Linked DNA regions of Homo sapiens: region 2 is linked to region 1. The links are chromatin contacts, found by Hi-C or POLR2A ChIA-PET in ENCODE. All regions are on one chromosome and are shown on one strand. Each heading gives the region's core, a stretch centred on a gene start or an enhancer-like site at or near the end of the contact. The rest is flanking DNA. Distances are from core to core; before and after follow the strand shown. Region 1 holds the start of MAP4K5 (mitogen-activated protein kinase kinase kinase kinase 5). Region 2 holds the start of CDKL1 (cyclin dependent kinase like 1).

What was found. A loop is a pair of places that touch in the nucleus more often than their neighbours do. ChIA-PET counts read pairs that join two places held with the same protein, here RNA polymerase II (POLR2A). Pooled maps may share reads with other maps.
Region 2: a map of prostate gland shows a loop between it and region 1 (6-fold over the local background). The contact joins the promoter of CDKL1 here to the promoter of MAP4K5 in region 1. A Hi-C loop is called at or near these places in 22 of 168 maps with a recorded cell type or tissue (Caco-2, Calu3, GM12878 and 18 more), 26 of 37 single-sample maps with no recorded cell type and 36 of 50 pooled maps. POLR2A ChIA-PET finds 5 or more read pairs at or near these places in 8 of 52 experiments (H1, MCF 10A, RWPE1 and 4 more).

The regions. Positions count from the first base shown.
Region 1 is chr14:50,531,319-50,536,694 of GRCh38, reverse strand. It overlaps MAP4K5 (mitogen-activated protein kinase kinase kinase kinase 5), which reads left to right and starts at 4,126. Exons shown (of 33, transcript NM_006575.6): 1 at 4,126-4,247; 2 at 4,537-4,753. The coding sequence starts at 4,646. It also overlaps a transcript of ATL1 not described here. RefSeq lists a silencer at 3,803-4,432.
Region 2 is chr14:50,395,028-50,399,995 of GRCh38, reverse strand. CDKL1 (cyclin dependent kinase like 1) reads left to right here and starts at 3,115. Exons shown (of 10, transcript NM_004196.7): 1 at 3,115-3,172; 2 at 3,667-4,295. The coding sequence starts at 4,128. RefSeq lists silencers at 2,797-3,022, 2,962-3,411 and an enhancer at 2,704-3,203.

The DNA.
Region 1 (5,376 bases), core at 2,877-5,376:
AACAAGTTCCTCATCTCCATTTGAGACTACCTCAGCCTGGACTTTATTGTTATATCACTATTAGCATTTTTGTCAAAGCCATTCAACAAGCCTCTAGGAAGTTCCAAACTTTCCCACATTTTCCTGTCTTCTTCTGAGCTCTCCAAACTCTTCCAACCTCTGCCTGTTACCCAGTTCCAAAGTTGCTTCCATATTTTCAGGTAACTTTTCAGCAACATCTCACTCTACTGGTAACAATTTTTTTTTTTTTTTTTTTTTGAGACAGAGTTTTGCTCTTGTTGCCCAGGCTGGAGTGCAATGGTGCAATCTTGGCTCACCACAACCTCTACTTCCTGGGTTCAAGCGATTCTCCTGCCTCAGCCTCCCAAGTAGCTGGGATTACAGGCATGTACCACCATGCCTGGCTAATTTTGTAGTTTTAGCAGAGATGGGGTTTTGGTCAGGCTGGTCTCAAACTCCCGACCTCAGATGATCCGCCCACCTTGGCCTCCCAAAGTGCTGGGATTACAGGCATGGGCCATGGCGCCAGACCTCAATTTAATGTATTAGTCTGTTTTCATGCTGCTGATAAAGACAAACCTGAGACCGGGCAATCTACAAAAGAAAGAGGTTTAATTGGACTTACAGTTCCATGTGGCTGCGAAGCCTCACAATCATGGCAGAGGGCAAGGAAGAGCAAGTCATGTCTCACACGATGGCAGCAGGCAAAGAGAGGGAGCTTGTGCAGGGGAACTCCTCTTTTTAAAACCATCAGGTCTCGTGAGAGTTATTCACTATCATGAAAACAGCATGGGAAAGACTTGCCCTCATGATTCATTACCTCCTACCTGGTCCCTCCCACAACACGTGGGAATTCAAGATGAGATTTGGGTGGGGACACAGACAAACCATATCAGTAACATATCTGATGATCAATTCAAACTGGATGAAAGGGATATCGACTGCCTTCCTCACCTCTCCTTTTTAAAACTCTCATCCTAATGACCTGATACTAATCCTGAATGAGATACATGTTCTATTGCCATCCAGAACAAATTATATAAAAATTGCCCTATATTTGGAAAACATGGTTTATGCCTCAAAAGACAAGTGGCCCTAATTAGTAAAACAATAGTTTAATAATAATTATTTAAAAATCCAAATCATAATTGTGGCAATGTCTTCCAACATTTAATTGATTTCTGTTTAACAGATCTATAGAGCAGTCAACTGAATCATAGAGTTACATGTTGAAATTAGTTTATGTTGGCAGATTAATCAGGAGATTACCAGATTGCTTAAATCTGTATGTTCAATAGACTAAAGTTATTGTCCTTATGCTCTGTCCTTTCACACTTGAAGGTTTAATTAGCCATTTTGTCTTGGATAATAAATTGTGAACCTTAGCTTTATATAAGATAAAGCATTTTATGTCTCCCAATTCTTTTTTATTCAGCCTTGGCTAAAGTTAGAGCTGAAATTAGAGGCCACAGATTACAGTCAGCATTTTACTGAAGAACTTTCAAAGAAGGGAAGTACATTACAAAGCATGTGGCAAACCATTATCGTATATTATAATGATAAGGGTAAAAGCTGAAAAATATTTATGTGTCAGCATGAAGATACTAAGAATGCATGACAATTAGGTTGGAATGAAGGACCTATCAAGCCATATTTATTCTTATTCCATACCTTGTCATATGAAACTGGGTGGTTTGTAAGAAACTCTCTGGTCAGTTACCATGACATAACTAACATATTATTACATAAACTTCAACCTTGAAATTGTTTGCTTAATTGTCTAGGATGTAAAATTAAATTTACTCAGTGTACATTTAAGTAAATTGAATTTGCATTTCTTTACAAAGCAACCCACTTCACTGATCTTGTTAAAATTAACTCAACCAGTATTTTAAAAATCCTTAAGATTCTTTTGGAGTTAGTATAAAACAAATGTTTTCCTCTTTGCATGAATTGCAGTACAAGTAAAATAATGATTATAGCAGACACATAGAGTCTCGACTTTTTAACCACCACATAGAGTCTTGACTTTTTCCATGCTATCTGCCTCTAGGTTGATGGTCAAAGCATATGGATCTGCCATTACTGGCAACATAAAATATCCGCACTCCAGGGTCTTGTTGAAGCCTATGACCTCAAACATTTCACTGCCTAATTCATTTTAAATGCTGTATTTCAAGAATAACATGCTTAAAGGATTGTCAGGATATTTGTCCTCGTCTCAAACTGGGCATTCAGTTTCTACTTTATGAAGAAGGCTCATTAAATAAAATTTTTGGAAGTCTTTGCATTAGGAAAATATATGCCTCTTCTTGATCAATTGGTTACTCTTGATCTCAAAAACACTATAAAATCCTCTGGTTGGCCGATTTGTCACACTGTTCTGGTTTCGTATTTTCCTTCTCTTTAACGTCATACTAGTTTGCCCACTTATTTTTATCTTGTTTTATAGTAAGTGTTTTCTGTGTGCTGCCTGAAATTCCCTGGAGTAACGCAAGTGTAAACATGTAAGAATAAATATATTTCAGACTAGATAAAGGATCAGTGCTTATATGGCCAGAGGAAAAAAATCTCAAATGAATCTATGACAGTAAACAAGTGCTAAGATACCAATAGAACATTTGAAGAGATTTTGAGTCATCGAAGCCAAAAGTATGTGCCCACCAAAACAAGTGCCAAGAATCTTTGAAAGAAGGAACTGTTCTTCAACAATTTTTTCAATGCAGCAAACACATAGGCTTTGTCCATGGAGCATGTAAGTCTGGGCTTACTTATGTTCCCCAAATAAGTGCCCTTTGTGTGTGGAGCACAAGAAAATACATATATGCCCTGTCCTGTTAAGGTGCGAATTTAATTTCTACATTATACAATTATCAACAATAAGGAGTATTGTCAATTACTCCTTATTATACATTATACAATTATCAACAATAAGGAGTATTTTAATTCTCAAGAGCAGAATTAAAAATTGGATGTTCAAAGCCACAAGCCAACATCTCCAACTTGCTCTTTTATGATGTTTCAGTCACTAAATGCAGTGGCTGAGTGTTATCTGGCTTTTCTGTTCAAATTCTCTATGAGGCTCTAGAAATAACTTAGCCAGTATAATGTAACACTGGCAACTTAATTTCTACCTTCAGAGCAAGACTGGAACTGAAACTGCAAAACAGCTTGTGAAATATCAGCCAAATTACTTCCCCGAACTCCTGTTCCATATATGCTGTGCATTGTTAAGTATTTTAAGACCTCTTATATTCGATAACCCCCCTTACTATCCTGTAAAACGCTTTATAAACACTTTCCTGGGTGTCAGATGCAAAATCTTACCCTCTTCAAGCTGCAGATAAGGACACCGAGATGTTGCCAAATATGCTGTTTTGTCCCAGAGCACATACTGAGGAAGTGGTAGAACCAGAACCAGTCTGTGACCCCTTTGTTTTACTTTTGCGGAACTCCTGGTCTCATTAAAGGTGCAATACCAGCGATGAGACACTGCGTGTGCCCAACAGGGACAAAGGTCATTGAGCAGTCCTAGGAATTCAGACTTTCAGAAATGTCTCAGAAGAACTAAGTAGAAGGCAGGTTGTGCAGGTGTGCAGTGCAGCCTCAAACTGGTACCACCGGGATCGGTTTGCAAAACAGGAAGGTGCAGTAGGGTGTGCCGGGACTTAGTTAACCTGGCACTCCCCCACCTCCTTCCCCGGCGCCCCGCTGCCAGGTTACTTCTGGCCCGGTGCCCTTAACGTACCTTTTCCGTGTTTAACTTGGAGGGCTACGTTCCCATCGCCCTTCTTCCTCTACCCGTCACCCTACAGGCCTACCTGACAAATGTGGGGACGGTTTAGCCAAGGCCCGTTGGCCCACGAATGCCCAGGCGTGTGCCTTATTTCTGAGAGTGGGAGGGAGACAGCCCAGGCCCTGCAAGGACGCGCCCGGCTAGGGGGGCGCGGTGGCGCGGTCGGGAGGGTGTTGTGTTCTCAGCAGGCCTCAGGGCGGCACTCTGGTTCTGCGGCCGGAGTGCTCGGGCGGGCCGCTGGGCGCCGACCCATGCTGGCTGGGAACGTGTCTCCCGGTGACGCAGCCCCGGGTGGGGAACGTGGTGCGGCGGCGGCGGCGGCGGCGACTGTACGCGCCTCCGCCGCCCCCGAGAGGACGCGCCGTGCAGCGGCTGAGTGGCGGCGGCGGCGACGGCAAACCCGGAGCTGCCGGCCGGCGCGCGGGAGGAGGACGCGGGTGCGGTCTAGGAAGTAGGTCCCGGGCTCCGCGCTCAACAAAGACGGGGCCGCCCCCATTAGGTACGGAGCCGGCCCTGGGCCCCGGCTGGCGGGGAGGCCTCGTCGGGCAGTTCGCGGGCGGCCGGGGAGGGGGAAGGGCCGCAGACCGAACGGGGATACGGGGCGCCGGGGGCCCTTCCAGGCCCCTTTCTCTTCCACGGCCCCTGGCGGGACGGAAGGGAAGGGGCCGGGCCGCGAGGGCGCGGGCCGCTGGGGGTCGTAGCCTGCGACGCCAACCAGCCTTTGCTCGTCCCTCGTGCAGACGGAGCTGCGGGCGGAGGCTCCATGTTGGGAAGCGGCGCCGTTCGTGCTTGTTAGCGGGAATCCGGGAGCCGCGGGGTGAGCTGGCGGGGGCCGGGCCCTAAGTGAAGATGGAGGCCCCGCTGCGGCCTGCCGCGGACATCCTGAGGCGGAACCCGCAGCAGGACTACGAACTCGTCCAGAGGGTCGGCAGCGGCACCTACGGGGACGTCTATAAGGTAAGTGAGGCTGGCCGTGCTTTTTTCCTGCGGTCGACTGGGTCCCGGGAATGGGGCCACTTTCCTGCGAAGTATTGGGGCGAGAGGAGGATGCTTTTATTGTTGCCTCTTGGGGAGAAAGCGGCCGGGGTCCCTTTTACTCGGTTCTGAGCACCCTCGACTCATGGCTTGTTCTAATCGCTACCAACAGGCAGAACTAACCACACAGTTGCAAACCGCTGTTGCACTTTTTTTGTGGTTTAAAGGCTTTTTAATAGGGCTTATTTATGGTATTGAAGGGAATTTGAATCTGCTTGTGGAATTACACCGAAGGATGCTCTAGTGTTAGCATGGAAAAATGCTTCATGGAAGATAGACAGGAAAGAATATTGACATTCAGACATTTGCATTTTTTTAAAAAAATTTGTTTCAATGGATGAGTTTGACTAAAAAAGCCATATGAAACCCTGTCTCTGAGCTTTAACTGTAAGCAAACTAATATTGGTGACATTTATGCAAGCATTATCCCATATAAAAAGATGCTTTTCCTGGTGGAAGTTTGATCGTTTGTTTTTGGTTGGCGATAAAAATGTGATATTAACTTGCTGGGTTTTGTTTTACTTTAGCGGTTCCTTTCAGGGATT
Region 2 (4,968 bases), core at 1,866-4,365, 140 kb after region 1:
GTTGTTCTCTAATATTTTATTTCAAATTCCTCCAAACAAAACAACTTGCAGCTGCAAGTCATGCTAGCTTTCTGGTTCACTGCCTACTTGGGCATAAATAACCAGTACACTGGCTCCTACTTTAACTACCACTAGGCCTGGCACAGTTCCAGGCTCTTTGGGTACTGACGTTGTGGAGTCCATAAAGTTAATTTTCCAGACAAACTTGATTTAACCTGGTATGAACTTCAGACGATGCAGCTCTGGGGAAATTCACACTGACTTTCTCACTTCATTTCAAAATATTTTTTTTAATTGTCAAAAAGAAACATTCATGAACATAGACCATATTCTTTCTGGGTCATAAAACAAAATAAAACATTTCAAAGAATTTAAGTCATATAAACTGAGTTCTCTGAAAATAATGGAATTAAACTAGAAATCAATAACAGATATCTTTAAAAATCACCAAATAGTTGGAAATTAACACACTACAAAAATAACCCATGAGTCAAAAAGGAAGTCACAAGGAAAATATTTTTGGGCCAGGCATGGTGGCTCACATCTATAATCCCAGCACTTTGGGAGCCAATGCGGGAGCATCATTTGAGGTCAGGAGTTCAAGACCAGCCTGGCCAACATGATGAAACCCTGTCTGTACTAAAAATACAAAAATTAGCTGGGCATGATGGTGCATGCCTGTAGTTCCAGCTACTTGGGAGGCTGAGGTGGGAGAATCGCTTGAACCTGGGAGGCGGAGGTTGCAGTGAGCCGAGATCACACTATTGCACTCTAGCCTGGGTGACAGAGTGAGACTCCATCTCAAAAAAAAAAAAAAAAAAAAAAATATTTTGAACTGAATGAAAATGATGATACAACATATTAAGATTTCTGTGATGTATTTAAAGTGGTGCTTACAGGAAAAATTATGGCATTAAATGCTTATATTAGAAGGCGGGGTGCAGTGGCTCATGCCTGTAATCCCAGCACTTTGGGAGGTTGAGGCAGGCAGATTATCTGAGCTCAGTAGTTGGAGACCAGCCTAGGCAATATGGTGAAACCCTGTCTCTACAAAAAACACAAAAATTAGCCAGGCGTGGTGGCACACCTACTTTGGAGGCTGAGGCAAGAGGATCGCCTGAGCCTGGGAGGCAGAGGTTGCAGTGAGCCAAGATCACACCACTGCACTCCAGCCTGGATGACAGAGCAAGACTGTCTCAAAAAAAAAAACAAAAAAAATTCTTCCAAACATTTAAGGAATTAATAATACCAATTTAATGTAAACATCTCTAGAAAATAAAAGGGAAGATAAACACTTCCCAACTCATTTTCTGAGATCAGCATTATCCTGATGCCAAAATTAGCAGATATTACAAGAAAACTATACATCAATATCTCTCAAAACATGAATGTAAAAATTTCCAATAAAATATTACTAATCAAATCCAGCAATACATTAAAATGATAAAATCATAAATAAGTTGGGTTTATCCCAGGAACAAAAGGTTGGTTCAACATCTAAAAATCAATATAATTCACCGTATCAACAGACTACATAAAAACAATTAGGTGGTGCACACCTATAATTCTAGCTACTCAGGCCTGGCAGAAGTGGGAGGATTGCTTAGGCCCAGGAGTTCAAGGGTACAGTGAGCAGTGATAACACTACTGCACTCCAGCCTGGGTGACAGAGCGAGACTCCCTCTCAATTAAAAAAAAAAAAGAAAAGAAAGGAAAAGGAAATGATCACCTCTAGATGAAGAAATGCATTTGATAAAATTCAACATCCATTCATAATTTTAAAAAGCAAACAAAAACACTAAGCAAACTAGGAATGAAAGTGAACTTTCTCAACCTCCTATTAATAAAAGGCTTCTGTGTTAGATACATATGGTTGCATAACAAATTACCCCAAAACATAATAGCAAACATATTTCAGTTTCTAGAGGTCAGGAACCCAAGTATGGCTTAGCTGGGTGCCCCTGGCTCAAGGTCTCTCACAAGATTGAACTTACATTGTCATCTGGGGCTACAATCTCATCTGAAAGCTCACTGGAGTTGGGGTGGTGGGGGAGATCCTCTATCCTCAAAAGGCTACATACGGTCTGATTCCATTTTCATGACATTCTGGAAAAGGCAAAACTATAGAGACAGAAAACAGATCAATGGTTGCCATTTGCAAACAATTTCTGTTCACAGACCACCTCTAGGCCATCCTTGTACTGGGTTTCCAGGGCAGCCACCAGCCCTCTCTCCTCAGCTCCAGGCTCCTTTCTGAACCCTTCCTGGGTTTACATTTAGTAGCATGCTGCTTGACACGGGATTGGCCCCTGTTTCATAGACACTGTGTTAATTTTCTCTCCTCGGGTACTGCTTCCAGGACAAGTACCCGCATTGATGCTGGCACTGGGAACGGGACGGATGATAAAGTGTGAGGCACTCTGCCCAGTGGCAACTGACATGATTTCATAATTTCCCCAGGTCCATCCGCTTCCCGCCAGTGTGCTCAGATTTGAGCAGTAGGAGTCCGTTGGGAGAAAGATGGGGGAAAGGAACCAAAAACAATTAAGGCAGACTCTGTAAGCTTCCACCTCCCACACCAGAAAAGTCCCACAGCAGAAGACTGCCGTGGAACCTTCCCTACTGTAGAGGAAAGTGCTGACTTTAAGCAATTTCTGCAGTCACGCCTTCCTCTTCTTTCCTTTCTCCCTCTCATTCATTCACTGACGCCGCAGCACTGATCAGCACAGACACAGAAGATGCCTCCAAGGGACCAAAGGGAATAACCGCGGTTCTGAGGTGTGGGGACTGCTGTTGCAGGGAAATGTGGACCGCTCAGGAGGGGCTCCTAGCGCAGGCGTCTTGCTCCGCAGACGCGGTTACAGCTGCGCTTTGCACGGCCTGCGGAAGTTTGCAAATCTAGCAGGTCTGCTCTCCCGGCAGCAGGACTCGGCCCGCGGTCAGGACAGCTCCCATGGACGGAGGGCGGCCCTCCGAGGCCTTTCCCTGCAGCCGGGAGGGCGGCCGGGCTGGGCCGGGCCGGGGGTGGGAAGCTGGGGCGCGGCGGCCCCGCCCAGGCAGACCCGGGGCGGGAGCCGGTTCCCATAGGGATCGCGGGCCGAGCCACGCCGAGCCGAGCTGGGCGGAAGAAGGCGAGGCGGGAGCCAGGCCCGTCCCTGACCGCCGCGGCGCCGTGAGTCCCGGGCGGGCAAGGAGGCGCGGGCCGTCCCTGGCCAACACGTGGCACCGCTCCATGCTGCGCGGCGCGGCTGAGGTGCACGTCCGGGCGCGGGAGGGTTTTCCCAGTCCCGGGGGCGTGGGGCGCGGGGCGCGGGTTGGTCTCCTGCGGCCAAGCCTCGCCGCCGCCTCCGCGGGGAGCCGGGAGGTGTCTTCTTGCCGCAGGGAAATGAGACCCGAAATTAGAACCGGGGAAGCCCTTAGCCCTCCCCGTACTCCAGCCAGCTCAGGTGTCTTAGATCGGATGAACGATAACGTTAAAAAGATAGCTTATCTTACAGCTCGGCTCGTTTTAGGATGGCAAGTTACATTTTAACTTACAGGGTATTTAACGGGCGATTAAAATCGGGTTACTGGAGGCAGCTAACTCTAGGCTGTTACTCCTGATCGCGTTGCCATTGCCGACACGGGTACACTCTTCATTCCTTAACATGTGCTGTTCTGTTCTAGGACCGTGACAAACACTCATCGTTGGGTGGGGCTCTAGTGCAGTCCGTTGGTGCCAATATTTTATAAGCGACGTTTTCAAACTATGTGAAGATCCTTTCTTTTCTTTTCTTTCTTTCTTTTTTTTTTTTTTTTTTTTTTTTTTTTGAGACGGAATCTCGCTCTGTCGCCCGGGCTGGAGTGCAGTGGCGCGATCTCGGCTCACTGCAACCTGCGCCTCCCAGGTTCACGCGATTCTCCTGCCTCAGTCTCCTGAGTTGCTGGGACTACGGGCGCCCATCACCACACCCGGCTAATTTTTTGTATCTTTAGTAGAGACGGAGTTTCAGTATGTTGGCCAGACTGGTCTCGAACTCCTGACCTCAGGTGATCTGCCCGCCTCAGCCTCCCAAAGTGCTGGGATTACAGGCGTGAGCCACCATTCTCGGCTGAAGATCCATTTTAAGAAGATTTATTCCTCTATGATGGAGAAGTATGAAAAAATTGGGAAAATTGGAGAAGGATCCTATGGAGTTGTTTTCAAATGTAGAAACAGGGACACGGGTCAGATTGTGGCCATCAAGAAGTTTCTGGAATCAGAAGATGACCCTGTCATAAAGAAAATTGCCCTTCGGGAAATCCGAATGCTCAAGGTAATTGATTCACTTTTCCTTTTTTTTCTTTTTCGAGACAGGGTTTCACTCTGTCTCCCAGGCTGGAGTGCAGCCATGTGATCATAGCTCACAGCAGCCTGGAACTCCTGGGCTCAAGCCATGCTTCTGCCTCAGCCTCCTGAGTAGCTGGGATTACAGGTTCTAGCCACTGCTCCGGGATCCACTTTTTCTTTAAAGTGAATTTTTAGGGATGAAAGAAATAAAGTGAGTCATGTTATGTTAAAAGAATGTCATGGGACATGGTTATATCTTACTTCATAGCCTTTTGACTTCAGTGACACAAATGGGATATCTGTGCACAAGTCACTAATTATATAATGAACTAGAAAGCAGAGACAAAAGTGCCAGGTAAGGTGGCATTCACTTTTAGAGATGCTGTGGGATATTTATTTTTCTTCCCCATAATTTCTCTCCCACCTGTAGACCTGGGTTTTCAAGGACCATTACAATTTGATAGTATAGGAATGTAAGACAATTCAATTTTGCTGGCATTGTTGATTTTTAAACTTCTAAGGTATTTCCTATTGGTATACTCAGTCTATTAAGAGAATTAACATTTACCTGTTTTCAAACTGCTAGGAAGCTCACAGATTCTCATTACACCTCATATGTATTTACTGCTGAGCATCATCATGTCCCGTTTCTAAAAAGA